Linked DNA regions of Mus musculus: all the other regions are linked to region 6. A link is a loop called in an ENCODE intact Hi-C map of the cell type or tissue named here. Cell type or tissue: heart. All regions are shown on one strand.

The links. Peaks named below come from ENCODE experiments on the same cell type or tissue, not always from the same donor. Only the 100,000 strongest peaks of a DNase experiment are listed, where the experiment ranks them.
Region 1: it touches region 6 in a loop (2.7-fold over the local background); 2 of 42 quality-filtered maps call a loop at or near these places.
Region 2: a loop joins it to region 6, with 3 times the contacts of the local background. A loop is called at or near these places in 6 of 42 quality-filtered maps.
Region 3: it touches region 6 in a loop (2.0-fold over the local background); 3 of 42 quality-filtered maps call a loop at or near these places.
Region 4: a loop joins it to region 6, with 1.8 times the contacts of the local background. A loop is called at or near these places in 3 of 42 quality-filtered maps.
Region 5: it touches region 6 in a loop (6-fold over the local background); 12 of 42 quality-filtered maps call a loop at or near these places.

The regions. Positions count from the first base shown.
Region 1 is chr6:6,214,051-6,219,050 of GRCm38, reverse strand. Slc25a13 (solute carrier family 25 (mitochondrial carrier, adenine nucleotide translocator), member 13) reads left to right here and starts at 1,878. Exons shown (of 18, transcript NM_001177572.1): 1 at 1,878-2,055. The coding sequence starts at 2,041. In heart, no CTCF peak of the experiment used is centred here; a DNase peak (open chromatin) is centred at 1,880; H3K4me3 peaks cover 1,737 bases; H3K27ac peaks cover 1,420 bases.
Region 2 is chr6:6,003,057-6,008,056 of GRCm38, reverse strand. Dync1i1 (dynein cytoplasmic 1 intermediate chain 1) reads right to left here. Exons shown (of 17, transcript NM_010063.4): 15 at 1,647-1,787. Among named protein-coding and RNA genes, the nearest start is that of 1700019G24Rik, 28 kb to the right of the region's middle. In heart, a CTCF peak has its summit at 2,245 (motif pointing left); a DNase peak (open chromatin) is centred at 2,146; H3K4me3 peaks cover 1,466 bases; H3K27ac peaks cover 1,417 bases.
Region 3 is chr6:6,286,936-6,291,935 of GRCm38, reverse strand. The region is part of intron 1 of Gm20619 (predicted gene 20619); the gene reads right to left. Among named protein-coding and RNA genes, the nearest start is that of Gm34749, 34 kb to the left of the region's middle. In heart, a CTCF peak has its summit at 1,916 (motif pointing left); a DNase peak (open chromatin) is centred at 1,925.
Region 4 is chr6:6,296,436-6,301,435 of GRCm38, reverse strand. All of the region lies in intron 1 of Gm20619 (predicted gene 20619), which reads right to left. Among named protein-coding and RNA genes, the nearest start is that of Gm34749, 24 kb to the left of the region's middle. In heart, no CTCF peak of the experiment used is centred here; DNase peaks (open chromatin) are centred at 245 and 2,035; H3K27ac peaks cover 1,342 bases.
Region 5 is chr6:6,953,777-6,958,776 of GRCm38, reverse strand. It overlaps Sdhaf3 (succinate dehydrogenase complex assembly factor 3), which reads right to left and starts at 2,759. Exons shown (of 2, transcript NM_001077713.1): 1 at 2,577-2,759. The coding sequence starts at 2,750. In heart, a CTCF peak has its summit at 2,970; a DNase peak (open chromatin) is centred at 2,816; H3K4me3 peaks cover 1,654 bases; H3K27ac peaks cover 1,215 bases; H3K27me3 peaks cover 416 bases.
Region 6 is chr6:6,575,761-6,580,760 of GRCm38, reverse strand. It overlaps Sem1 (SEM1, 26S proteasome complex subunit), which reads left to right and starts at 2,103. Exons shown (of 3, transcript NM_009169.2): 1 at 2,103-2,282. The coding sequence starts at 2,207. In heart, no CTCF peak of the experiment used is centred here; a DNase peak (open chromatin) is centred at 2,120; H3K4me3 peaks cover 2,513 bases; H3K27ac peaks cover 1,508 bases.

The DNA.
Region 1 (5,000 bases), 360 kb after region 6:
ATGTCTACTTCGTAGGTCCTATTGATCATATTCCTTTTTATGACAGAAAGCTCAGAAGTGGGATTGAGGATTGGAGGTGGGGGCGCGAGCTTGGATTCTCTGAGTGGTCTCTCACTGTTAAATGCCATTGAAAGTGCTTTTTCATGTTTGTTTCTTGTGGGCAAGATCTTATCATGTATCCCAGGCAGCCTTGAGCTTTCCCAACCATCCAAATTCTAGAATAGCCTTACAGATGGTGCCACCATGACTTTCTAAATGGGAGACAGGGAGATTACAGACAGCAGTGAACTCACACTCCAGAAGCAGAGTTAGAGAAAAACGGGATGCTCACTGTCTCCTGAGACAGGAGCACCGCGAGCCCTCGGGAAGGCAAATGCTTCTTTCTTGGGCTTTTCATACACTAGACAGAGTCCTGTCTCACTCCAACCCATCTTGTTGGAATATTCTGATAGTTTAGTCCTGACTCATGCCCAGTGTTATCATACCAGTGTTAGCCTGGTTCATGTTGCTACCACACAGTGCCTGAGAGTAAGGCTAAAAACGTATTCCTCGTAGTTGTCACCCTGGCTATGGACTCTAGGATCACAATTTCAACAAGTCAAGGTCTTGTCTCTGTTTCCGAGATGTTTCTCTGAGTACTGTATCTTCCAGAGAGAGGAAAGCTCTAGCTTCGCACGGCAGAGGACAATGAGAGTAGACTTACTTCTATGAGCTTGTTTCTTCTCTTTCTTTTTTGACACGTCTCCTTATATAGATAAGGGTGGCCTGGAACTCTTGGTTCACCAGCTCTCACCTTTCTGGAGCTGAGAATGGAAGGGTTACAAGCCCCTTTTTATGAAGCCATTGATGCAGACCTTAGGGCAGAGCCCATAGGACTTGAGTGTTTCATACTCCTGATTTAGTTTCTAACTTGTGAATCTGGGATACATTATGGCAACTGAGTGGAACCCTAACGACATTAGTACTTACAGTATACTGATTCCAGCCTTAGAAGGCACCTTCAGGTCTTTCCTGTTGCCCATACTCTTCCTCCAGCAGTCCCTAAATTTAGGTTGCCTTCTCTGACTAAACCCTTGGGTTCCTCAGCAATTCTGGGTCTCCTGTCTCCTCTCATTCGTCATGGTTGGAGCATCTCTTGCTATCTACGCATTGGACTGACAGTCTTACCTCAGGAGTAATCTCTGAGAGCCTTTCCTGTTTTCATTGTTCTTATGGTGTCCTGAGAGCAAACAATAGCTCGTAGGGTTTTTTTTTGTTTTTGTTTTTTTGTTTTTTTTTTAAGTTTGTCACCTCTTTGAGGCCTTGACCTCTTTTGTCCTCATATAGTTGTTGCAAAATAGAGTTGTTACAAATGTGTGTTCTATACCATATTCAAGAGTTTATCAAGTTAGAGCCACAAAGGAGGCTAGTCACCTGCTTGTTATCTTTTCTTCTATTAGTCAATACTTCAGGGATTTCATGATGGCATTAAAGTGGGGTCCATCTTGAAGCAAAAACCAAGGTGAATCTGGCAAGAACCTGACCCAATGTGTGCATCTATGAGAGTATGTATGTCAACGTCCAGGTGTTGTGTGGTAACCACTCTTACTTGGCTCTCTCATGGACACTGACCTAGCCAGCCCTTGGCCTCAGCCCAAGCTGCAGCTTCAGCTCACCAAGTCCCCGGTCTTTTGAGACAGTGGCTTGCATTTCTCCCTTGCCCCCGGGGTATACACGACAATGGCTACTAAAGCTGGACAGCACAGTCTGAGTCACGTGTCCTGGCCCCTCAGTAGCTCCCATACTGAGGCCCTCCCTGGCTACAGGGCAGAGGCCTTTAGATCACGCGCGCCCGGGAGGCCCTGGCCGGGCCCAGCCAATGGGCTGACGGCACCCGCATGACCCGCGCCAGGAGGGCGTGGGGAAGCAGGCCAGGCGCGCACGCTGCCGGGCAGAATCACCGCCCCCACCTCTGCTCGGGACGGGAAGTGAGTCGCCGGGGTCCCCGGTGCAATCCAACCAGAGAGCAGGTCTCAAAGCCGCCTGTACCCCGGCCGAAGCATGGCGGCCGCCAAGGTAAGAACGGCGGGCCGGGGCGATCTGGAGCCCAGAGGGGTCCAGCCGGGGTAGTAGATGCGAGGTTCCACCTTGCAGCTGAGGGAGGAAGGGGCACAGGGGACTGCACTTGTGGCCGCGTGGGTACCGCGGCCCGATCGTGCTACAGAAACTTTGCCAGCCGGACACTCCCACTTGGTCTGGCCAGGAGCGGTGTCCCGCGGGACCGAGCCCTGGCCAGCAAGGAGGAGCGCGCGAATGGGGCCAGGTAGCCTGGGGCAGGGAAGAGCCCAGGGACACACAAACCCTTCTGCTACTTTGGGGTTCTCCTGCTTCTGACCCGACTGTTGTTGACCTGAGTTTCTCCTTCCAGGGGCCCCAACTGGGCCTGAAGCCTATCCTATTACATTTCAAGGGTTCCGCCCTCCCGCTGGTAGGGAAGTCACCTTGACTTCCGTTTTGGAAACTGGGAGACTTGGCCTGCGTCTGTGCGCAGCTAGCCCTGGACCCTTCCCCACCCCCACCCCCACCTCCCATCTTCCATCCTTCCCCTTTCTCTCTCCATCTGACAACACTTACAAGGCAGCCTCTGAGCCTCAGAGAGGCTTCTTTTTGAAAATGACAAAACAGATTGTGCTGGGAGCATGTCACTCCTGTGAAGTTCTACTTAAAAGGAATTCTGTGTAATGTGAATCGTTCACGAACCCAGGGAGAAGGCAGCTCTGACAGGTTGACCTTTCCTCTTTCACCGGTTCTTCAAACCTGCACACCATTTCAGCCTCTCTGGACTGCATTTCAACTTTTCTGGCAGAATACCATATTCAGTCCCAATCACTCGAGTCATTGGAATTTATTGCTTTTAATTTTAAGTTCACGAAGGCAGCCCTTTAATCAAGCCTATACAACTTCTTAGATCATTTTAAGTGCAGTGAACTTAAATATACCCAACATTTCAAACATTTGTCCTTAATCAAAACTCTGTGATAACCCTGAAGAGGAAAACATGGCCACCACATCATATTCTGATTTATTCAGGCAAACTAATCACATTTGCAATGGAAATTGTAAGCAGACAAATATATTTAAATAGTGTTCTATGACTAGTCTCTCCAGGCTCCCCAAATCCTCAGTTTTCTTGTTCCTAGACTCAGTGCCTTAAGTGGCCTTCCTTCCTCTGTAACCCTCAGGAGTGTGCACTGGGTGTATTTGCGCATGAGTCTGTGGATGGGCACTTTGATTTATTTCTGAAGCTACTTTAGTTCTTTCAAGCCAATAGCCCCTTTCTTTGCATTAACTTTGCATGATATAACGATTGGTATAAATCAGTTCTCTGGAGTAAATACCCACTCATCATTTATATACCTGTGTGGGAGTTTTGTCACTTGATTTACGTTACTTTAATTGGAGATGCAGTATTGATGGGCACTAAATTGAGACATATGCCTAGAAACAGAATAGAAGACTGGGCAGATACGAAGTAACAAGTGAAGAAGCAGGCTCAACTTTTTAGTTGCATTTTTTGTAATTGAGACACATCCTATCAGGGAGAGTTGGTTTTTATCCAAATCAGGAGGCCAAGGAAACTGAAACATTCCTGTCACCTTTACCCTTTGAAACCTGCCTTCTTTGTTATTTATTCACTGACAGTCACCTCTCTTCAGTTCGGATGGCTGACATATATAGATATAGAATACCTTCCAATAGGATATAACAAAACCAACTGTAAGTGGATGAGAAAGTCAGGATAAAGAGAAGGTAAGGAGAAGCTGGGCATTGTGGCACACAGGTTTAATCCCAGTGCATTGGAGGCAGGGGCCAGCTTGCTCTATAAAGTGAATTCCAGGATAGACACGAGCTGTTAAACTAAAAAACCCTGTCTTCAACAACAACAGCAACAACAAACAAATAACGAGAAAGTAAGATGAACTTAGATTAATAGAAACCAAACGTGTGCTTGGCACAGGTGACAGCATTGTCTAGCTGCCAAAACAAAGATAGACCAGTTGCTTGGAGAGACTTCACTTTGAACTGTTATCTGGGCAGTTACTCTCTATGTCTTTTGTCTTTTTTCTTTTTCTTTTTTTGGCTGAGTCTTACTAAGTAGCCTTGGCTGATCTGGAGTTTGCTGTGTATATCAGGGTGGCATGGAGATTCCATTGCCTCTTCTTCCCAAGGGCAGGGATAAAGAAATATGACCATACCAGGCTCAACTTTGTCCTTGTTTATGATATATCTGAACTGGATTCGAAAACCACTGAGAGCCACACACAAATCCACATCTGTGGATTCCATAAGACCATTTTTTTGTAATGTCTTTAATTATAGGTCAAGGACAGTATACTCAGTGTACAGTTAAAAGGTCCCAGGTGAAGGTGTTGTGGGTCCATCCTAGTCCAAGAATGAATGTGTCCCATTGAGCTGCATTTGCCTATCATTTTTATTGATCGCTTCTTCCAGCTTCCAGTTAGTTCTGCCCAATGCTGACTTAAAATCTGTGTGTCTTACTTTTTCCTTGGAGTGTAATAAGCCATGTTGACAGTTAGTTGAACACTGAGCGATAGACTGGAAAAATCTCAGCTAGGGGTAGAAATAACATACTTGTAAAGGATTTGAGGAGCTTGTGAGAAAGAAAAGCCCACCCCAGTGAAGTAGCACAAAACTGGCCTGTGAGCTTGGGAACCCAACAGATATGAGAGAATTCGATGTGTTCTATTTTGCTATAGTAAACCACTGGAATGTTTAAGTAGACAGACTGGAAAGATGTAGCCAGAGCAATTTACTGATCTTATCCTAATTCCTGGGTCTTTGTAGTGACTCAAATGTAATAATTTATTTCTTCTGTATCTTTCTATTTTGGCTTTCCCCATCAAATCACTGCCCAGCAGTAAAAGAGTTACTTTTTTTTTTTCTTCATGAAATAATGATCTGAATTAGCATGGTCGAGATTATCTCAGAAGCGTCTTTGG
Region 2 (5,000 bases), 570 kb after region 6:
ACTGTATGTATGACCAACCATGAGTTTTTAAATGTTAAGCACAAAACTTCCCTGAGTTTCTCTCTTTGATACCTATAGAAAGAAAAGCCAGTGTCAAGATATAGCTTTCCTTTTATGGAGAGAGGAGAGAGATCGAGAGGTGGAAGTTATTAAGTAGGTTGTGGGCCACTACATCCCTTTGTACACTTTGGAGCCGGGTGTCATGGAAGCATCCCAGCCAGGCCTGCTTTCTGATATAGCACACTCCCGAGTCAATCTGGAAAGAGGTTTTTGTTTTTGTTTTTTTTTTTTTTAATTTGCTTTGAGTGAGTTTCTTCTAGCAAATAGAAGCAATATGATTTTAATCAACAGTGATGAAAGACTTTGGGAAAGCATTACAAGGTAAGGTAATAGCATCTTACTCTTAAATGCAGTGATGCTATAAACATCTCAGTGATGGGCATCTCACTCGTGCCTTCTGATCATTTTCAAACATAGTTCATTACGTAACTTTCTTTTCCCATAGTTCTTGGAGGTAAAAGGAAAAATGGCCGCGATAGAAACACATTTGTCTGGTGATAGTCACAGGTAACTGTGCACTTATAGGTACCCAGACACAACACCACCCAAAGGAAATTCCCCTGTCCCCTCCCACAAAAAGTCCTAGCCTTCTGTGCTTCTCCTTCATGTCCTCCAGCCTTAGGATCCTTAATTACAAAGGCTGAATGGCTTCCTGCGCCAAGAACTTCAAAAGGCCTGCTTTACTTGACATATATATATACCTTGTCCCATGGAATCTTTACCTGGGTATTTGTACCGGAACCAAAAACCAAGAAATGATGCAGAGGCCATTTTAGGACATAAAATAGTCATGTAACACGGTCCCTGGCAACAACATCATTCCCAAGGCCCTGAGTTAGGCCCTCGATACTTTTGAGGGATTGAAAGAAGAGGAACAAAGCAGATGACATCCTCAAAAATATTCATTTTGTTATCAACTGTTTTTTTTTTAAATAGATGCCTATTTTATCTTGTGAATGACTTTAAATGTGACACGTTAAAATCCCATTTTAAAGACGAATTGAGTTTTGCATACATGTATAAACTTAGACACTATGGCCTTTGAGTTCAATATTGTAGACAAGGAATATTTCCATAGCAATAAATCAAATGGATGGTAGAACTAAACAGAAAGCAGTGTAGAGAACCATCTTCAATGGAGTCGAAACAGAAATTGTACAAATAGCCAGCGTTGACAGAGTAACCTCATTTCAATAATCCAGTCTAAAAACAGCACCCACAAAAGCTTACTTTTCCAAGTCTCTGCCAATAAAGTTATTTCAACACGATGTGTCCTTCCCCTTAGGGAAAAGTGTGAACACACTTTGTGCTGTTGGGGGAAAAGATGTGTGTGGGGCAGAGTCGTTAACTGTCTAAGATCTGGTACAGTTTAGGGATGAAGTGACATGGAGTTTTGGCCAATGCATCTGTTGGTTCCCTTCTGGGAAGTCAAGAATTGGGGGTTGAGAGTGGGGGCAATGGACTGTACCCAGAGGCAATTGTAGGGTCTGTCCACAAAAGGCTCCCCCCCCCCCCACGAAGGACCAGACTGCAGAGTGACCCGGGTCCCCCTTTCCCATCCCTGGGCCCGGGCGCCTGTCGCTCACCTCGGTGTCACTGTTGAGGTTCCAGAGGTCCAAGCGCCCCATCCCGTCCACGCAGGCAAAGAGCGCGGGATGCACGGGGGACCACATGACATCGTACACATAGTCTGCATTGTCTTCAAAGGAGTAGAGCGGCTTGTTGTGCTGTAAAGCAGAGAGACCGTGAAGACTTAGTGGCGCTGCCGCCGCCTCGGGCTGTCTAGAGAGCCTAATTAAAAACTTTGCACATTCACCAAGTGTCATAAAACTTCCCGAGATGAAAGTCCTCGAGAAGGTGAACCGGAGCTTTAATGTGACTACAACTGTCCAGTGGCATAAATAAATCCCCGGGGGTGGGGTGTACTTTGAATGGGCCGGGGCCGGGACCCGCGGAGCGAGGCGGTTTCAGACACAGTTGTAAGCGACATTCCAGACAGGTGGACGCGACTGCCATTAGCTCGGAATTCTTGCCAGGCCAAGCTGTGCATGCAGGTCGCGGGAGCCTGAACCCAGCAGTGGGCTGAGGGGCTTGGACCTGCTGGCATGCTCCGAAGCCCGGGCGGTCCCTGGCGACCCTGGCTCTGCACCGAAGGCAACGTCTGCCACCTCGTGGACCTCCCTTGTCGCTGCAGCAACGATGGCTTCTTCCAGTCCAACTGCAGGCCAAATTCATATTTTAACTCTTTTTGTGCGGCGAGGGAAGGAGACAAATACCTTTAAATGCGGGTTTGCGCTCTTACAGAAAAGTGGAAATCTCTCCACTCAAGACCTTAGCCTCCCTGTATGGGGTTAGTTCGCCAGAACCAAGTGGAGCAATGTGGCTCATTCTAGAACCTCTGAACTTACACAGAAAATATGACTTCCTTTCTAAATCACCAAGGATTTCCAAGACCCCTACAGTTGATGTTCTGAGGGGAAACACAGAGCATTTTTCCACTGCATACAAATGCCTCCACTCCAGAGGGATATAATAAATTAAAATGGCACACTTGATTTCCAGCGAATATTGTCACATCAAAATAGCACAGAAGTCAGAGGCAAGTTTGAAAGTACACCAGAAATAAAACGTAATTGGACTTTATGAATTATTCATTCCATCTGGCTTGTCTTATTCTAATTTCTGCATAATGGCTTTACTAATCCCTGATCAATTAATGTAAAATGAAATTTAAATGATAATGAAAGCCCTAGAGATAAAAGAAATTAACTATTCTTATATCCTCTGACAGAAATCTAAACAATGGGAATTTTTGTCTTCTTCCTCCAGTCAGCTGTCTGCACTCTCTTCTCAGGCTCTGTGGAATGTCTACACAGGCCAGGGCCTTAAGATCAAGAAAAGATAACATACAATGTAACAATCAAATCCTTTCTGCCTTGGATATTCAAAGAACTCATCTGTAGGGAATCCGCTCCAAGTTATCAGCGAGAACTGCCAATGTGTGCTGCTTGTGAATGCGAGATGCCCACAGTACATGGGCTGAGATTAGAGCGGCGAGAATCAGTGCAAACCCACAGTTCTTAAACTGAAACCGAATGCACCGACGTGTTAGGGGAGTGACTGTAACTTCCATTATTTGCATTTCCTTGACGCGTAAAAGTAACTGGTTTGATGCAAACAAAGTTTAGATAGATTAGGGCAGCACAGATTGTAGATAAACTAGTGTGTGTGTGTGTGTGTGTATTTGTGTTTGAGTGTGTGTGAGTTTGTGTGTGATGTTTTTTAAAGAGATAGATGCGTCATATTTTTAACTTCAAAAGTATTTCTGAGGAAATATAATTTGAAAAAAATACCCACCATTGAAACACCAAGAAGGAACAAACTAAACATTTGTTTTATAGTGATGTAATATTATTATTCTGTAATTTCTAGATAAACATGTTTTAAATCTCATTTCTGTCATATGACTAGAAACCAAAATTATTTGTTTATCAGCTACTGCTTATGCCTTCTTCTCATTGTTTATATTAGATAATTCATACTTTTTTAGACAATCCAAGTATCAAATTATTACCTGATAGCATGATTGTATCATTTTGCCTTATTTATCCAAAAGAAAGTACGAAATAGCTGGTGTTTCTCACTGACCATCGTGTATATTACAATCTGACTCTTTGTTTAAAAAAGAATGTCACCACAGACTCTTGATTTTATACCTAACTGGCCACTAATAGAGAATGCAACATATTTCTTTTAGTCATTAACAGCTAAAGACGTGTGATTTAAAGAGGTGATTCTTTGTATTCTTTCTCACTCAGTCAATAGTTCATCTAAGCGCACAGAGCTGAGGATATGGGCACACATGCAATCATACAACAAACACACAACACACATGCCATTATTGTTTTGATCAATTAAAACCCCATCCAGCTTCAAACAACCCTTCTCCAAGGAGCTGTCAACACAAGACATACTAATCCCTTTAAAAACTATCCTGCTCATTCTATGATAGTCTTCCTTTTTTTCCCTTTGAAATTTTCTTTACTGATAAATTCGGTAAAAATTATACTATATCCTGGAGACACCACTTTTGAAACATCTGGAAATAACTGCTCTTCTTCTCAGTTTTTTTCCTTTTCACCAGATTGATAGAAATGCTCTTTCTCGTTTGTCTTTCTGAAACCTCCTCATCAGCACCTCCCCACCCCCAAGGCTGAACCTTCTATCACAAAGGTCACCCTGAAAGCAACACTTGTCCATAGTAGGCGTGTGCTTGGGAACAGGGAGAGGTGTTACATTTCAAGGGCTCTGTTTAACCTTGATAAGTTGATAGGTTGGAAAACTTACAGAACTCATTACTGTATGCTCTGGGCTTCTATCTACAGACCGATAGATGCCATGTCCCATAGAGGCATAAAATACCAGTGCAGGCAAATGTCACTTGAACACCCGTACTATTTTGAGTAACAATTACACTTTGTTCAATACACAATTTTTATCATTCTATTTTATTTTGTCTCCAAGTATCACATTATTAAAGATCTTCCTCAAATGCTTAATGTTTTTTAAAAATGTATGGTAAATACTAATATCATGAAATATTAACATTTTCCAAAAGAACCTTGATATTCTTCAATCTCAAGAACATTGCTTTGGAGTTTGTGCAACAGAAACTTCAGGGCCCACAAATTTGTTATAGTATGGCTATTGATTTTAGAATACCACAGGTTTTCAAAAGACAGTATGGGAACAAACACTGTCAATGCTTTTGAGGAGGAATTTCACAATATCCTCTCTGTATATCAAAGCCATAGAAGCATCATGATTTAAAACATTCACTCTAGGAAAATACCCGAGGTCATTCAGTTAACTAAATATTGCTCCAAAGGATATTGCTGTGGAAAGCGTTCTGCAAAGCAGTCAAATTTCACTGGACAACG
Region 3 (5,000 bases), 290 kb after region 6:
GCACTTTCCTTTGCTTCAGCAGCCCCCTTCTCTAACTCTGTATTCCTCGTAGTAGGGTGGACACAGAAAAAGTATTAGCAAAGCAAGATTCCTAGGTTGACTTTAGTTGTGTGTTTGTGTGTATTTGTTTCCAGATGAACTTAAAGGTAGCTGGTTGGGTTCTGAAGGACTTGGAGGGCCACTTGTTTTCTGTTTTCTTGCTCTGTTCTTAGGATATTTCTGTCAGAGAAGGGATTTTTCCCTTCACTCCTCAAAGTCTTGTCTCATATTACAGCTAATTTTTTTTAAACTCCTTTCTCTCTCATTTGTATAGAAATCAGTCTGACATGCACCACAACATCCCATACCATCACTCTGGATTATACAAACACTTCGTTTTTATCTTGTTCTATCTGTGGTGTAATTATATCCTAGAGGAGGCTTGCTTCCTCAAACTCCTGAGGTCACAAACCAGTCGGGGTTTGTTTGTTTGTTTGTTTGTTTGTTTTGTTCTTTCTTTCTTTCTTTCTTTCTTTCTTTCTTTCTTTCTTTCTTTCTTTCTGGGTTGGATCTGATTGTATGAGTCAACTCAAAAGCAACAGCAATGGAAGAGCTTAACATTGCCGTTTCTGAGGGAAGGGCATTACACTATGTATAGAAAGAGGAGAAGACAGGGAATGTGAGCTGTGGTTATTCACCGCAACCTGATATCACTCTGCTGAGAAGTTTGTCAGTGATGACAAGCACGTGTCATTAGTTTCACTGTTGATTTGTCTGTCTGTTTGTTTTAGTGAGTACTGTATGTAACATTTCTGAGTTCTGCGCTGGGGCATGGAAGCGCTTTGAGGAGAGAAGCCCTGTCACTAGCAAGTGCAGGGCTTCACACCCTTTTTGGAACTTTGCAACTGACAAACTTTCCCAGTTGTGTGTGACTGTCACAGCAACCCAGTGAGGGAAGGGGGACAGGGATAATGTCCTGTTTTTATAGTAATGAAGAAGACCCAGTAGTAGCATGACATTCTATAATCGGTCAGAACTGGAAGCTGGGAAAATCCGAGACTCACACTGGCACATTTCCATCCCTAATCAACTCTCAACTGAAGATGAGGCTCTTCCCGCATCGGTCTGTGCATTTTCTGTAGTTTCCAGTTGCACTTTACTTTCATAAGTTTTATGAAAAAGACCTCCCAGGTAGCTGTCATCCGGCAGCTTCCTAAACTGCTGCCTGGCAGTGGCCTTTGCTAGGTGCCCTTGTTTCCTCTCTTCGCTCTGCCAAAGTCTACATTCCTTTCCCTGTCCCCACACACAATCTGACCCCAGGCCAGAGTGGCATCTTCCTCCGTCCCTCTGAGGTCAAAACCGGTGCTGTCCTGTAGACCCTTTGGTAGTGGGCATCTGGGAACAGCTGTGCCTGAGCCATCCTGCCTCCTACACCTTACTCCACAATGGTGCGCGTGTTCCTGTGCTCACTAGGAAAAGACCCAACCTATGCGGCCCAAGCCTCCCACCAAGTGTGTGACTGGGGGCCCTCAACCAAAACAGGATGGCAGTTACATGTCGGAGATGCGTGACCATCATTGTGCGCGAGCAAGCACGTGTGTATACACACACACACACACACACACACACCCCACACACTGGCTGCTTCATTCAGCCAGAGGTGCCAGGATCCCATCCAAAGGTTGTTTGGATTCTAGAACTGGAAAATGTGAATGTTGCGTTGTATTTTCTTTTTTTACTATGCTGCTATGAAAAGACATGAGAGGTGAGCCCAATTGCAAAAAAACAAACAAACAAAACAAAAAACATAAAACAAAAACAAAATAAAAAACAACCTCTTACCCAAATATCTGAAGTCCTTATGAAAACCTAAGATGAACCACGGAGAGGACGGACCTTCTTACCAGGTGGGCAAGGCTAGAGTACAACAGCGCCGTCTACTGGACAAATCCTTAGCTCACTGGCTACATTCCAGACCATGGCAGTGAGGATAAGATGGCTGACATTGGACCAAGGAGCAGGAAGAAAGCCTTGGAGGACCGACCCTTTCCAAATACAGAACACTTGGTGAGAAACGACAGCCATTGGCCACTGTTTCCTGAAGTGCAGGCTACAAGGGTTGCTTTTTATAAAAAGAAGTACTCCCCATACACCCCAAACGCCGTCATCAATGAGTCCACTGTCAGTTTTTTGAAGCTGCCCCCATCAGCGTTTATTGAACACCTTCCCACCTTGCCACCCACCTACACGTTCACCCCTTTTACTCATTTGCTCGGCACCAAGCCCTGTGTATAAGCTGCTGAGGCTAAGTGAGACCGAACTCACGGTAACTGGTTGGGCTTCTAAAACTGGGTCTAGGCTGAAACCTTTTTCCTATCCTTTAGCGACTTCCTTTGGATTCCTATTTCTTCTCCCCCAGGTTCTCTGTTCTCCACTCAAAGGTAAGCAGGGTGTTAGGCTGCGTAAAAGAACCAGGCTATATATTAATTTCATACTGGATTTTTTTTTTTCTCAAATCCTTGAAACCTAAGAATTGCTATTCAAGAACGATTCCAGCCAGGCAAGAGTACTTGTGCATGCCTGTTATTCCAGCCCATAGAAGACCAAGACCGAAGCCAAAGTATTGTGAGTTACGGGCCAGCCTGAGGTATGTCTCAAGACCGTGTCAAAACAAACAAACAAACAACAACAGCAAAAGGCAAAGAACGATTCTAATACCAAAATCTTTTAGTGCTTTCCAAATCGATAAAAAAAAAAAAAAAAATGTGTCGCTGTCCGTCCGTCCGTCGTCCCCCCCCCCCCCCCCCCATCAAAGTCAACAGCTTGGCACTGCACATTCGTAATGCTAGTGCTCCTGTGGTGAGGTGGGAAGCAGAGACAGGAGACTCCTCAGAAATTCACAGGGCAACTAGACCGGCATGCACAGCAGCAAACAACAAAAAAAGAGAGCGTGCCACAAACACCGTGAAAGGTGGGAACCAATGCTAAATATTGTCCTCGAACTTCCAGATGCGCTCACACTCACTCACTCACATGTACAGGTACATGCATTATAAACACACATACAGATCATATATACACATAAACACTTATTACCAATGGATGGATGGATGGATGGATGGATGGATGGATGGATGGATGGATAAAATGTATAGTCTAGTCTTTAAAATTGAGTAGACCACAGATATCATGAGAAAAAAAGAAAATAATTTTAAGAAGAAAAAATAGCTCTCTGTGTATATTGGAGGAAAATAAAAATCCTCTCCACATGTATTCATTGTTAACAGAGGATATAAAGGGTGACAGAGGCTAACTACCTGGGGTGTCCTGATGCTCAGATGAAGCAAGTGCAGCCTTGGATTCTAAGTTTGGCAACAGTTTCTAGGACCATTAATCCTCTTATGCAGTTCAAGTCTAGCTAACCTCAGTGCATGACTGTCTCAGACTTGAGGCTGAGGGAACAGAGAGGCAGGGCATTGGGAGGCTGCATAGTAGACAGAATATATACTAAAACGCACTTTGTAGGAAAATGCTGTAACGGGGGTCCAATACCTTGTATATTCAACTTAAAATAAATAAATTTAAAGACAATGAAAAATCTGCCCTAGAGGCTGGGCATGGTGGTACACACCTGTAATTCAGCCTTTGGGAAAACGCAGCTGGGAGCTCACAGGTTCTAGGCTAGCCATGACTACACAGTAAGCCTGCGTCTCAATATTTTTTTCATTCTAGGTAAACTGGGTTTATGGGCTCTTTCTTAGCCTTATCTTAGTAGTTGAAATATACTAATCAGGAAAAAGATTTACCAGAAGCTGAGCATGTAGCTCGGGAAAGTGGGCTCTTATCCCAGCAGCACAAGACCTGTGGCTGTAATTTATGCTCTCTGGATGCAGGGTAAAGCTGTGCTCTGGTGCAGGCAGAGGGTAAGAGGTGGAGTGGAGACAGGGAGCAACAATTGCTAGGACAGCCCACACAATAGTGCTAGAGCAACCAGTTCTGCTTCCATTCAAACTCATTTCTCCATCATAAACAACAGAACATTGCATTGATGGGTTGTTGCCAGTGAGCCATGGTCTCTTCAGCTTTTCATTAAACATGTGACTACAACACAGCGGTCCAACACCTCAGAGTCACGAAGCAGCTCCGAGGGTTCTATCTCTTATCTCTTCTATTTCTTCCGCAGAGAATGGTGGGTGATTTGAAAGTTTGTGGGTGGTTATCAATTAATGCCTGTGCCAACTTCCTTTATTAAAAGAATCACACAGTCAAGCTGGATGGGAAGGCCGTGGTTTGTGTTTCTAGCTTGGGGAGGGATGTGGAATCTTAAGGAAATGACAGCAGATTTTTTTTTCTTTCCATTATTTATTAGGTATTTAGCTCATTTACATTTCCAATGCTATACCAAAAGTCCCCCATACCCACCCACCCCCACTCCCCTACCTGCCCACTCCCCTTTTTTGGCCCTGGCGTTCCCCTGTTCTGGGGCATATAAAGTTTGTGTGACAGCAGATTTTTTAAGAAATGAGAAACAGTTGTCCTTGTCCTCCATTCTTTTTATTCTGTGGAGAATGGCTTGGTGAGGGTTCTGCTCCTGCCTGGGCCAGGACTAGTTTTCCTTATGGGCTACACCGGCTGTCCCAGAGGATAGGAATTCTCTCATCTGTAGTGACTCCTGTCTGCGGCTTTAACTTTCTGGAGATCAAAGGGCCCCTCTCAGTGCTGTCACCAGGAATGACAGGCCAGCGCTGTGCAGCACAGCAGATCAACTCCTACCTCAGAAGGTAACAGGACCTCTTCCTTAGCTGGCTGAGCCAAATCAAAGAGACGCTCCTGAAGAGCTTAACTTCACCCTGCAGAGCAAGTTCTTCTTGGGCCAATGGTAAATTAAAATTAGGCTGTGGCATAATTGCTTCAGGGTTAGCCATTTTACGACTACATCAATTCTCTTCTACATTTGTCTGTGTCTTATCACTATTTAAAAATAAATGTTACATAAGTGTATTGAAAACTTAAAATGGAAG
Region 4 (5,000 bases), 280 kb after region 6:
ATTCCACTACTTGGCCTAGGTCACACAGCTGTTCCCATGCAAAGTCTGACTTATCAGCTGCCACTGCTTTTACCGAATGTGAGTCCATTGGCATTTCTAATGAGCCTAGTGTGTCACCTTACCTAAACCAAGGTGGGTGTTTGCCAAGGCTTGGGAGCTAGGAGTGATGTTTGTAGGAAAGACTCCAGAACAAGAGGTGGCAGACCATGGCTAACTGCCATTCCAAACCACCTCCAAATGTCCCAAAGGAGAGTTGGAAGAGAGAAGGTCACTGGCAGGGGAGGGAAAAACTTCCAAGTACAGAAAACCCCATCGTCCCCACAGCTGGCACTGTGCATCCCAAGTTTTATGTGGTATTAATACAACTGGCTCTTGACTCAAGCTTGAGTGGTTGAATCCTGGCGCCACCCTGAACCCTCCACGTCTCATTCTTTGCCGGTAGGGTGGATTTAAGGATCATGTGAGTGCTGCAGAGCTGATGAGAGAATTCAACACAAAAATAAGTGTAGAAAGGCTCCACGTGTTAACTGACACACAGGAGGTAGGTGCTGGCTTTTCCTGTTTGCTTCACTTTTGTCATGTCTGTTGTGTTGAGAACTGAACCCAAGATCTTGCACATGCTCAGTGCACAGAAACGTCTCAGTAAATTCCACTGTCTTTACTGTTTCCTGCAGAAAGGGAAGCCCCAGAGTGTTCTGGTTTGCTTTTTTGTTACTATGATAAAACATTCTGACCAAAGGCAACTTAAGGGAGAAAATGTCTTATTTTGGTTACACTTCCAGGTTACAAGCCATTGAAGGGACGTTGGGACAGAAATTCAAGTGGAACTGAAGCAAAAAGCATGGAGGAATGCTATTTACTCACTCTCTAGCTCAGTCACAGGCTGATGCTTCACCAGGGCTTTACACAGCTCAGGTCCTCCTGTATAGGGAATGGCACCCCCAACAGTGGGCTGGGGTCTCTTACATCAGAGATAAAGAAAATGCCTCACAGTCAGGCCAACATGCTAATGTGATCAGGATCTCAGTTGCAGTTCCTTCTTCCCAGGTCACATTGACAATGAAAACTAATCAAGGCACAGAACTGGGATTTTCAGCTAAACTACAGAGATCACATTCTCTACCGCAATCCCACACTCCATTGTCCATCTGTCTGAACTGCCTTTTCCAGGTTTACCCATTCACATTCTTCCTCTCTCCCATCAAGCTTCTGTTCTAATGGTCTTCAGAGTAACCTCACCTGGCTGCCCAACCCAAAGCAGGCCCCTTGTCACTTCCCATAGCTTTAAACAGCCAGATTTCACCCCACACTGTGGCTGGTGAAGCAATCACACACAGTTTATCTTTTCATTTAATTCCTCATGGGTTGCTATCTCTACTACCACAAAGAAATCTCCATGAGAGTAGTTTGCTACAGCTTACAACATTTTTTTTTCCTAAAGAGCAGTCAATGTCTTATCTTTTTGCATTGAGGCTATCTATTAATTAGTAAAATTCTATTAACAACTATATCTAATATATCAGCAGATGAAGTGATAACACTTTTAAAAGTGACTCCAAGCAAATTCAAATGTTCTCCGCGAGATGAGGCACCGTTATCATTTTATTTTGGAGGTAACCATCCCCAGAGACTTCTACAGAGAGCACTGGGCCTTCCATGCAAAGCACATTTTAAAACTACAGAATCTACTCCGCAAAGTAAGTTGGGGAGGTAAGCGCTGTATAGCTGCTAAAGATCTTGGGAGGTTGAAAAGCAAACTAGGCACTCTGCTCACTCACTTCCAGCTCCAGGGCTGTGTCTCCTGTCGGGGTCATTAATCAATCCCATTACGTTATAATTCCTCCCCACGCTAAGAAAACACAACCCAAACAGAAGGAAGCATTTCCTGCACTTGCCACTTACCCCTAAATATGAAGGGTAGCCGTCTAAAAACTTCAGCCTTCCTGAGATTAGCTGGAGAAGGTCTGCACAGTATCCACTGGATGTGTCCGGAAAGAAAACGTGCCAAGCGCATTGAAGGGTGAGAACATGACTTGATTCTGACTGCTCACATTCAGGGCTGTTTCGCAAGCTCAGATAAAGCAATGCAGAGCTACCCGGGATGACAGGACTAAAATAAAACAAATCATTTGCAATGTGATTTCCTGCTGAGCAGTGTGCTAAGCTGCCCACTGTGGGTAGTTGTTAACTAACACAGAACAGACCTTGCAATACTGAATGGCAAATCCCTTCATAGGACAAATGACATTGCATGGATATTAATGAATGGGGGCCAAAGGAAAGCCACATGATATAATGGAATCATTGGTTCAGTGGCTGCAGCTGAGGAAGACAATGCTGTACTTCATCAGAGAAGGGCAGCTTGATCCGGTATGATGGGCCTAAGGAGGAAGTGCCCTCTGGGACGGTCTAGCTCACACTCATTAAAGAGGTTCAAGCAACAGAGAGTGGCTTGCTTAAAGAGCAACACAATCTAACCTTTTTTTTTTTTTTTAAATTGAGACAGTGTCTTATGTAGTCTAGTCTGGCCTCAGGTTTGCTGGGCAACCAAAGATGACCTTGAACCTCTGCTGCTCATGCCTCTGTCCCCAAAGTGCTGTCGTTATAGGCATGTGACACTCCATCGATTTATGCAGTGCTGGGGATCCAACTCAGGGCCTTGTGCCTAACATGCAATGTAACATAATCTGTCAGATGCCTGCTGGATGTGTGTTAGAGACTGGAGGATGAAGGGCCAAAGACTCAAGACATTCCTGCTGTTGAAGAAGAACAAAGCGTGGACTTAGATAAGCCCTCTCGTTTAATTCAGTTCTTGTAAGGATCTAGGAAAGTAGAGAGGTTCTGTATAGACATCATCTTAGAGCTAAGGAAGCGGGAGTTCAGAGCGGTGAGAGATATGCCCAGATCTTCATGTGAATGAGCTCTGAAGCCCAACGTGGGCATGACCACAAATCTTGGCTTCACTGTGACCTCATCCTGCTTGATGACCCACCATTAGACAAAAAGCTTCCTTTTGTATGTATTTTAAGGTCAATTAAAATCTACCCAGTAACTCTAAACTTTTCATCACTTCATTATGTCATTAGGAACATGATTTAACTTTTTATCATAAAGATGCTGACCACATGGAATGGAAAGATGGCTCAGTGGTTAAGAGCACTTGCTACTCCTTTAGAAGACCCAGGTTTTATCACCAACCCCATATGGTGGCTCACAACCATCTGTAACCTCAGTTGTAGAGGATCCAAAAGGTAAAACATTCATAGGTGAAAAGTAAAATAAATTGATTAAATAAAAATTTAAAAGTTACAAAAAAAAAAAAAGACACTGACCATGTGGCAAAGGCAGGCCACTTTTACCCATAGAACAATTCAGTATTTAAGATTCCATACAGCTCTGAGATGCTCAAAAGATCACACAGTCCTTAAATTATAATTCTTGGGTTTAGCACCCAATCAGAGCTAGTGTATCTGTCTACTATCCTCACGTCATAATGGAGGCCTTCTACCACTTTCAGAGGCCTTTCACCTTCAGTCGGCCTCTCTTCATTAAGCACTTTCCATTTGCATGTTCTTTCCTGACTTTTTTTTTTTTAATGTGTGTGCATGTTTGTGGTGTGATGGTATACATGGGGAAGTCAGAGTTAATTGTTAGTTGTCATCCCCAGGAAAGCCACCCACCTCCATTGAGATGCCCTCTCATTGGCCTGGAGTTCTTAGGGCAGGCTGCAGTAACAGGCCAGTGAGCTGGAGAGACTCCCCTGTTTCTGCCTCCTCAACTGTGGGATTATAAGAACACAGCACTGGACCCAGCACTTTTTATGTGCATTCTGAGGATCAAACTCAGTTATGAGCTTGTAAGGCAAGCACCTTACCCACTGGGATGATTTGAATATACTTGGATTAGGCTCTTGTAGTTTCCTATTGACTTTAATCACATGACATGGTAGTACTTTAACCACAAGAAATGGCTGTACTAAGATCTCCCACTCCAGATAGAATTCTTCTTACTTCAACTGTGGAGAGGCAATCCAATTTCCCCATAATGATCTGGATCTATCACCCCTTCTAACACTGGTATTCCTTTCTTAGCCTGTTGGTTTAAAGGCATTAGAAGTCCAAAATCACCAGGAAGAAGTCTGAGCTTCCAGTTCAATACTCCTGGCAGGAACACTCCCTGCTCTGGAACCAAAACTTCTAGGCCAGCAGAACCTAGGGTGACAGAGCAAGTTCCAAGTAGAGAAAAGCTTAGATCCAGGCATGGTGGTACATACCTTTAATCCCAGCATTCAGAAAACTGAGCCATGTGGATCTCTGAGTTCCGGGTCAATCTGTACAGCAAGTTCCAGAACAGTCAAGCTTAGGCAGTAAATGAGTTGGGAAACAGAAAGCTGGAGATAATGTAATAGAACAAGAAGCCCATGCTCCAGTCTCAGCAAGCAGCAGGACTCAGCAGCTTCTGCCACATAGCTCTAGCTGTAAAGATGCAAGAATAGGAGGGACTACTAGTGCCATTGATGCTGGTTAGCTGGAGCTAAGAAATTAGCAGTGATTAAGAAGGTGATTTCACCAAGGTGAAATTTTCTGGGACATGTTTTCCGAGAACACAAAGAAGTTGTGTTCCAGAGATTGCCCAGGCTTTACCTTGTGCTTCAACAGGACTTGGTAATATGTAAGAATCACCCAAGTGATACTGGTTTTGAAGGCATGAAGGGGTCATGGAAAAGCAGTTTAGGCTTGGCACTGTGAGATGCATGGAAGGCCATTGGTAAAGGTATGGCCTCAGTTGTAGTTGATGGTCCAGGACTGAAGGGATCCTGCAAAGGAGTTGAAGCTCGGCCCATGAAAGAAGCCTATAAGAGCCTTATTGCTGAAGCCTGGTTGCAGTGGAAGACTACAGAGAATTGGAGAAGCCAGTACTGTGAGATCATCACTAAGAAAGAACAACAGCAGCAGTGGAGTGGAGTCAACCAGAGCCTAGAATGCTACAAAGCACAGAGC
Region 5 (5,000 bases), 380 kb before region 6:
GCTCCAACAGGAATTTCCAGGATTCCTAAAATGACATCAATCTCCCCCCTCAGTGATGCTCTTAATGAGCTGATGGCCTTACACTGGGGCCCACCTCTTAAAAGTTTCTATTTGCTCTCTCAGCACACCACATTAGGGATCAAACCGTCAGCATATGAAGTGCAGAGAGATAACCTTTCCCTAAAACACAGCTTTGACTTAACACTAAAGACATCCAGCAGGTATCACCTTAACCAAATTATCATCACACTTATGACTTGATAATGTGTTGACAACACTTCACCTCATGAGATTCTTTCAAGAATGTAATCAATCCAATCATCAGTAAAGATCAAATAAACCCAAACCGATGCACTGTCCTAAGTGACAGAAGAGCACTTCTCAAAAAAGCGTCAAGGAAAGACTGAACAACTGTCACTGAGCTCCAGGACATCAAAGAGGGCAAAAAAGAATGATCCCAGCACTCGGGAAGCAGAGGCAGGCGGATTTCTGAGTTCGAGCCCAGTCTGGTCTATAAAGTGAGTTCCAGGACAGCCAGGGCTATACGGAGAAACCCTGTCTCGAAAAACAAACAAACAAATAAACAAAAAAAGCCAAGTGCAGAGTGGGATCCAGCTCTGATCCTGAAACCGAGACGGGATAGTCTTGAAAGCAGCAGCATGGTGTGAAGTAAGTCCTGTAATGAAAAGTTCCCGAGCAATGGTAACTTTCTACATTTTGATAAATGTTCTGGTTATATATTAACAAAGGGGGAAGCAGAGTATTGAATGTATGTGAACTCTAAATTGTCTTTGCAACTCTACTGTAAGTCTAAAGCTATTTTAAAATATTTTTTAAAAAAGTGATATTGCTGTCACTAAGCCTCCTGTGATCATCAACACATTTCCCAGTTTTCTCGTATCCTTTCCTTCAGCTTTTTATAAACTTATTCTAAGTTCTATCCTTTCCTACATTTTCCTTAAACTTTCTAGTCCTTAGACTTTAGGACTTTCAAACTAGAAGTCTTTCTTCTCAGCACAGATAAAGTCTTCCTGTCTGGCTTCAAACTTACTTAATAGACATGACTTTACAAACACTTATTATAGCTTTGATATGATTAACAATATAAATAGTACTTTTTAAATATACTAGCATTATCCATTGCAGATCTCTGAGTTGCAGGCCAGCCTGGTCCACAGATTGAGTTCCAGGACAGCCAAGAACACAGGAAAACACTGACTCAAACAAACTGAATAAAATAAAGTAATAAATACACTAACATTGAGATGCCTGTTGTAAATACCGTTATTTTACAGACCGAAAGACTAGAAAAATTAACTGATGTAATGTTTAGTAAATGCTGAGGTCTGAATTTAAATCTAGTTTTCTGATTTCAATACCAACTACATATTTAAAGAAAGTGTTTTGCATTTAAAAATATTAAACCTCCCCAGCTCCTGGCAACCAAATTATATCTAATAAACCAAGACTTTTAAGAAAGTTATACATTTCATTATTATAAAGTTCTCTCTTCAATAATTCTACAATCAAGAATTATAGAATTCAATGAAAATGCTTTTCCCTAGCCTAATCTTTATGTTGTTTTAAAGGTAAATATCACTTCAGCCACTATCAGCATGAAAAATCTTTTTTACTTTACCAGAGCAGTTTCTTTAAAATACCTAGATGCACTCTAGAAATGCCCAACTCCTTTCACCTCCTGATATTTTCAAGATGGGAGGAGATCCTGCAAGACTCTTCAGCATCATGCAATACTCTTTCTCCCCCTTCATTCTTAAGAGAAAAAAAAAAAAAAAAAAGGTATTAGGGTCGTGGAGATGGCTCACTGAGAAAGGTGTCTGCTGCCAAGCTGTGCAGCCCGCGGTTTGATCCCCAGGAGCCATGTGGTGGAAGGAGAGACCATTCCCTTGGGTTAGCCTCTGACCTCCAGCACACACACACACACACACACACACCCGTATACACACAAATAAATAAATATGTACCTAAAATAAATAATAAGAAAGAAAAGAGAAAAGTCAAACACTGAATCCAAACGCGTGCCCCCGCCAGCATTACCCCTTTAACAAATTGCAATCCTTAGGTCTTTTCTAGGTTATATAATTTATCTGTCAAGTGGAAAGCTTACTAAGGCCCTACAATTACAAATTAACAAATGATCGAAATGATCTAATTCTGGCAGCTAAGTAATGACATCATGTTAATTACACGGCTGTCACCTAAACAGCCTAAAGGCAACGCAAAGGACAAACGCCGACGAACTTTTGGAGCACTAAACAGTCAGGAGTGCAGTAACGTCTGAGACACGCCACCCTTCTCTCTCCAGCACCTGGCACCCTCAGCACTCTCAGAAAGTTCTTCTGAATGCGGGGGAAACTGCTCAAGCACAGAGCCTGTGCGGGAAGCTGGGGGATTCGCGACGGAGCTTGAAAGAAGTGCTGTTTGACCACTTTAGTCTGTCTATTCCAGACGCCCTGTTTGGCCGTGCACGGACCCTGGGAAGCAGCTAGGAAGGTGGGGTCTGAACTGAAAACCCAAGGTCCGGGACGAGGGGGCGGGGAGGGGGCGTCACTTGCCTCCCATTCCTTCAAGAATCGCTGGGCCTCGCCAGGACCAACAGTCTTATGTCTCCTAAATTCGTCCTTCACGTACTGGTCACCCAGGGCTTTGAGGTCCGGGGGCAGAGCCCGATGTAGCAGCAAGATTCGCCTATATAAAGCCCGGACTCTCGAGACATGCTTCCCCGGCATCGCGCCGCGCCTGCGCAGAAGGTGGGCGTAGCTCCGCCCCCGCTAGGAAGTCGCCTATGGGTGAACCCCAAAGCGGGCGGAAGAGAGCGCGCGACCTTCATCCGGTTTGGTCCGTCATAGAATCTTGTCCTTCCGGAAACCCGGATTTGGGGCGGGCGGACAGAAACGCTCTGCCAAAGGCGCGGCTGTTGAGGAGTAGTTGTAATTTCTTGAGTTTCCTAGAGAGGTGCTGCTGTGTAAGACAAAAAGTCTTGTGTGAGCGACTTGTTACCTTCAGAGTTAACTCATCTTCTCCATTTGCTAGTTTCTTCTTATTAAATATTTGAGAAAGACTTCATCGAACTGAAGTCTTCTCCAGAAAGCCTTGCGTGGTTAATCCAAAGTGTTATGGCTTCTGAAATAGTGTGGCATTCGCCGGTCCCTCGCAACAGCCCTCGTCCTTTGCAGTGCTGTACTTGGAGTTTATGCAGTAGGCATAGCTTCTTCCAGGTAGTTATCACAAGTGAGCCCTGAAGGGCAGACTTTGTTGGTCTAGGTCAAGTGCACTATGAAAGAATCTTGGGAGTTATTTTATGTGTATTTTTTTTCCAAGACCAAGATTCTGAGAATTTTTATTAAACAATGTGAGATGAAAATGTGAGACCCTGACTTAGAGCGTTTCTCCCTGGAAGATAAAGCCCCTGGATGTTTCCCAAGCTTGTTTTCCCTGATCTTTAAAAAATACAGCTAGAAAGAAGCTCTTTGTTCTCTATAGCCAGCAAAAAGCCTTTTTGTTTCTATACTGTACAACCAGAGATGCCTGCCTTCCTGTGCCAAGGACACAGAGATAAAAATTCAGAAAGAACTCACTCCCCACTCCTGCCTTGTAAATTTCACCAAGGACACCCGGAAGAGAAGAACTCTTCCCAAGTCCTCCCAACTCTCCTCCCAACTCCTCCCAAGTCTCCTCCCAACTCCTCCTAACTCCTCAGCTAGCTGTTAAAAGCTCCCTACTGTCACCGGGTCGAACTCCCCTGCCCTGCACCAGCAAAGGGACTTCATCCTCAGCTAGCTGATAATAAAACCTCTTGCAGTTTGCATCAGGTATGGTTTTCTCTCAGGACGTTGGGGTGTTGGCCAGCTCACCTGGGGACTTGCAGAGGCCCAGCATCGGGGGTCTTACAAAAACAAGAAATCTAGATGTTCACAAGTCCAAACTTGTGTAGAGGTGGGGAAAAAAAAAGTAACTATTTCAAAAGCTGATAGCTTCTTGTCCTTATTCTTTCGTTCCAATTAAATTTTAATCCTTCAGCAAATCCTAATAGCTCCACCACCAAAATCATGCAGGAATCAAACATTATTTCCATCACACCCTGTACCATAATTATCTCTTTCTACTGGATAGCTACCGTATCTGTGTTCTTGCCTCTGGCCATGTTGAACTTCAGTTATGATCTACCCAGGCTGTAATTAGATAACATCGTTCCTCTGCTTAACAAATCCTCAGTAGCACTCTGTTATTGAACAACTCAAAGTCTCTCTACCTCTAGAATTTAAATGTTCTATTTATTCACTCCCTAGTAAGTCAGTTCCACTCACACTGGCCTCCATCTTTGAACTCCTTCACTTCCAACCGGAAACCTTGTTTGGAGCACTTCCGGGGGCTGGTAGGAGGCATCACTTGCCAGAACCAGTGTGTCGGCTCACTGTCGTGTGACCTTTCCCAACAGCCTTGTTTGAAACTAACATAACCAAGCCAAACCTCCCATGGTGCTCCTGCTTTTGTTGTTTTTTCTTTTTTGTCTTCATAATACTCAGCAGGCCGTACTTTGCTTAGTTACTGATTCTAGCTTCTGACAAGAATACTTAGGGGAAGGCGTTTTTCAGGAGGAGGGAGTGTTTCCCACCGGTCTGGCTGTGCTCTAGACATGTAATAACCACATTACTGTTGCATTGGTGCAGAGCGTTTATTAGTGGTGTTGAGCACATCAGGATTTGCATGTTGGTAAAACACAAGAGGGCAAGAATGTGTGCAGTTGTCTCACAAACATAGGATTTCTGTCTGTGTAACAATTATGAAATCAAAAAAGACAATAGCCTACAATGTTTTTTGCTCATTTCGAGGTCTCACTACTGTACAGCACAAAATAAGAAGCACTCCAGTATTTATGCCCTTGAATAGAGTTTTTCCTTTAACTTTAAGGAAATTACTTGCCTAAAATACTATCTTAATAAATTTAATTTGGTATCATGACAAATCACATTAATGGC
Region 6 (5,000 bases):
CTGCTGTACTTATTGATCTCAAAATAGCTGTTTGCCTGCACAAGAACCAGTCCGTCGGGTAGGCATCAGCTGGAAGGGGAAGCACTTCAAACTGAGAAACTATGGGCAGCTAATGGTTCCTGGGGCAAAGAGAGTCAGTTTTCTTTGAAGGTTTCGCTTCTACATAATCAACAATGGATGGCCCTACATCCAGGCGGATTCAGACAGTGCAAACTGAAGGTGAGGAGTTGTTAAAATGAAAAGGACGACACAAAATTGGGGAGTGAGGTAGAATCGTTCTTTGAGGAGTCAGGAAAAGGACTTGGAATTGACCAAATGATCAAAATACATTGTATGACATACTTACTGTTAATAAAAGTTTTTTTTTTTAATTTATGATGTAACCCCCCTCCCCCCAATATAAAACACTTTATAGGGATCTCATGTTGTCTTGTTGCCATAATAGGAATAAAATCCCAGTAGAGCTAGCTTCAAGTATCCAGAGTGCACTTGACTAGGGAAGAGTCCCTATTTCTTAAGACATTCCGGTTTTACTTCAGGGTGAGTTAATCTTAAAGATCTAGAAAGAATAAATATTTGACCAGGAAACTAATCATAGTGTAATGATTAGTTTTAATTGTTAATTTGGCACATGAAATCATCTGGGAAGAATGTCTCAATGAGAGGTAACCACTATTGGGTTATTCTATGGTCATATCTATCACTCACTGTCTTGATTACATTAATTGGAATGGAAAGGCCTGCCCACTATGGGCTAGCCATTCCCTAGGCAAGGGATCCTGGACTGTGTAAGCTTAGAGACAGCGATGCACCCAAATAGCAAGCACACATTTATTCTCTGCTCTTGACTGTGGATGTGAGAGCGGCTTCAAGTTTCTTCCTTGACATTCCTGCAGTGATGGAGTACAACTTAGAATTATAAGCCAAATGAGCTTTTCTCCCCTGAGCTGCTTTTTTGCCGGGGTATTTTATCATAGCAATGGAAATGGAATTAGGAAAGAGTGTTTGTATAAAATAAAGTATTTTTTACAAAATATGTTCCACTTTCTACTTTCTGATATATCTTTTTAAAAAAACATACAATATTCATATTTATATCCATAAATTGTTCAAACATTTTTCCCATGTTTTTTTAAAAATTCTCTGGCACGGGGTAGTGAGCCATTGGGGATATATTTCTAGCCCTCTGTTTACTTTTAATTTAGGGACACAGTTTCACTAAGTTGTCCAGCCTGATTTTACACTCATTGTATCCAAGGATGCCTTCTGCCCCAACTTCCTCAGTAGTAGGGCTTATAGACCTTCTTCAATTTTTATATATCAAATAGAGTTATTCTTGCACCTGTAACTATGTGTGTTATATGTATAGCCTTAAGTGTGGTGCTGAAAATAAATAAATTATACTAAAGAGAAATTAAGTACCTCATATAAGAGCCCTTTAGATGCAATAGAACACAGATTTATTAGCCTGGCAAATACGTGTTACTGTGTGGTTAGACACTAACTTTTCTCCTATCTTTCATTGTCTTGTTCTTTTCCATGGGTCACAATTAAAACAAAGAAAGCAAAACCAAATCATATCTTTTGAACAACAGTACAACGTTACATCATTTTTTTTTTTTTTTACTTGTTTATTTTTTACATCAACCTGTCAACTAGTTAGAACAGAAACCCTACGGAACACAATTGTAAGGTCAAGGAGCACAGCACAAAGGAAAGGTTGGAGGACAGTCAGAATTGTCTAGCATATGAGTGCCTCTGGCTGCCTTTGGTCCCGGGTTCCCTGTGATGTGGAGATATTTAACAGCATGCTCAAGGCTAGGTTTGAGTAGTGGAATAATGTAATAAGCTCTTAACTTATGTTACTTTATCTTTCCAGATTTCTGTTAGTGATTGTAAGCTAAATAATGGCCTTTAGTAATTTAATACACTGTAAATCTTTCACACGTAGGCAACTATATGAATAATAAAACGAACGAACACACTATAAAACAAAACAGTTCACTGTTTCAAGACGGGAGGACCTACTACAACCGCAGGACGCTCTGGGAGGACCTTCGCTGTCCCAGCATTCCTCGCGCTGCCCCGCAGCTCTTTCCCTCTCGTCTCTATGGTTGCGCCGGCGTTGTCAGGATCGGCGCCTCCGGAGTACTGAGGCTTCCGACTTTGCGGCCGGTCCGAGCAGCTTGGGTCTTGGCGCGGCGCGATGTCCGAAAAGAAGCAGCCGGTCGACTTGGGTCTCTTGGAAGAGGACGACGAGTTCGAGGAGTTTCCCGCGGAAGGTAACCGCCAGGCCGCGCGCTGGGCCTGGGGCCTCCGGTGGGGCGGCGCCGGGCCTGCTCTCTGCGGGAATGAGCTGGGCCCAGCAGCGCGGATCCGGGCGCGGCCTCCGGGGGCCCCGGCCTCGGCCTCCGCGTCCCGGTAGCCGTCGCTTCATGGCGCGGCCCAGTGTTTTGCGCCTCGTCGCTGGGAGGAACCAGGTGAAGCTGGGCCCACGGTGCTGCGAGCTTGTGGCCCTTTAACTTCAACCCGGGACTCTCCGCATCTGCACAGTCTCTTGTTTTGCTTCGGTTTCCAAGCCTCCCCTTGGTAGTAAACTTCAGAGTCCCACTGTTGCCCAGGGCAGCCAGTGCTGTGTACCTCTCGGATAGCGCGAATGAGCCCCGAGAAGTGGGATGATAGAGTCGTTCGTGTGTGTTGTATTCATTACAGATTTTGCCTCAATTTCTGCTTCTCTCCATTTACGGTCACGTGAATTAACCCAAGCTTTATAAAAGTCTTAACCATCTGCCTTCGAAACTAACTTCAATGCTAGGGATGCTTTAGTTTTCTCATTGTAGGTAATAACATAGCTAATGTTGGAAGAGCCTGCTATGATCTTGGGAACGTGAGTGCTTCGCTTCTATTGGCACAATCCATTTCCACAAATATAGGAAGTAGGTATTAATGTACTTACTATTATTCACGTAAGGAAACAGAAGTTTGGAACAATGGAGAAACAGGCCCAGTGTCAACACTGTCCGGAAATGGTGAAACTGAGACGCCTTAATTTACACCAAAGTCCTTAACTTCAGCAGTTATCTTCTGTTTGCTAGGCCTCTTTTTGCCATATTAGTTTTTCAAATTGATTACTTTATTGGCTAATTGTTTTGAGTAGATTTCCCAAATATTTTACCTTGTTTCTAAAAAGTGAGTTAGACTGTGTCTCCATGAAGACCATAGGAAGAGAATTGTGGTTAGTCATGTGCACATACGTGGCATCAAGCAATTATCACTTGACAAAAATTGTACTTAGTTACCCCACCATGATCTCAATGCGCATAAAATCACATCACAGGAACGTTTAGTCTAAGTATAATGTAGTGTTTTAGTTTTAGTGAAAGAGAACATTAGTGTGTATATTATGCAACCTCATAAACCAATTCAGAAGATATATTTCCTCTGAGTTAGGAGTCTATAATATATGATGGGATAGTTTACCTTTTGTTTTGGTAATAAATTTATTTGTTCAGTCTGATGTTTTGTTTTCAGGTTCATTAATAATCCTGTAACAGAGCTTTGTGGTAGAATTGGCTAAGTGAGGGCAGGTTAGATTTCTTATTCCAACTACTTGTTTCAGATGGTCCTTATCCCTTATTACATACAAGCTGCACGGTTAAGACACTTGCTTTGCATTGTAGAGTCAAGCATCTAATCTTGAAGCAATAGAGTTCACGTGTTAAAAAATAAAGATAAATTCTTGCCATTAAGTCTCTAACTCAGAATCTAAAAGGTCTTTCTGACCAGTGCACCCACCCAGACTTTAACCCTCACCTTTAGTGCAAGTCTCTATTTAAAATAACTAGATAGCTGAGAACCTAGGAAAGAATTTAGAGGTAACTGTCAGCTTGATGATGTACTAGATGTTTTTCAGCACCTTTTGTCAACTTTAGTGTACTGTCTGTCCTTTAGAGCCTGTATTTTGAGCAGTAGTCTGTTGAGTGTGTTGACAGTTGTATTATGTTTAAACATCTCATCGATGTTAAGGAAAAGCAAAGAGTCTAAAGACAAAAGAACGCACAAAAGATTTAGTGTAAGGACGGTGTCATTTAATGATCTTCCAAATTTGTTGTCTTGGTTAGAGTGTATAGAGTCTAGTTCCTTGGGGAATCTTTATATTTAGAATGAGAAGTAACATTTTAAATGATTTGTTATGCATGTGTGTTTCTTCCTTAGTTAACAGATACATAGCCTTAATTCATATTAGGAAGATTTTTGCTGTATATAAAGATTAATTCACTGGGTAAAATTAGTGAATATTTACAAATTAAAATCTTTGATTAAAAACTAAATGAAAGAAATAAAATCTGAAAAAGAAAAAAAACCCAGAAGACCTTTTTTGTTTTAGAGTAAACATGTTCTTTCCTATTTTTTGGTGTTGTTCTGATACAGATTCTCTGTTGCTGTTGACATGTGGTTCATGGACCACCAGTCTTGGCATTTGCATTATTTGGGAAGATGTTAGAAACACCTCTTAGAATTTGAATCCTTCAGTATTTGAGTTGTCTTTTAAGTTTTTTTATACCCAGATTTACTTTCAAGTGCTTTCCCTTCGGAAAACTCACTTTTTCTTATGATTGCTTTTTACGAAAAATTGGCAAACTCACTAATAGAGTAAATGAATCATTTTCTTGTTAGACCAATCTGGAGTTATCTGTGCCATTTATAGGATGTCTTACTGCAAGAGTCTTGTTACTTGAGAGTGTGCCAAAGTGGGGCTGGCCACTCTCTGGGCTGTGTGTAGACTGTACACTGTGGAGCTTGTCACAGGCAAGTCATTAAATTGTTTTCATAGTTTGTCTTTCGGGAATGTTGTTGCTACAGCTCCTCCCAGATAAGAACCTGCTAGATGGAATTTCAATTTAGTGATCTTAAAGAAAGATAAATTTTATTTTGAAGAGAAACCATAAGTTAATGTTTGCGTGGAGACCTCATTGTTTCATTGAATAGCTCTTCTTCAG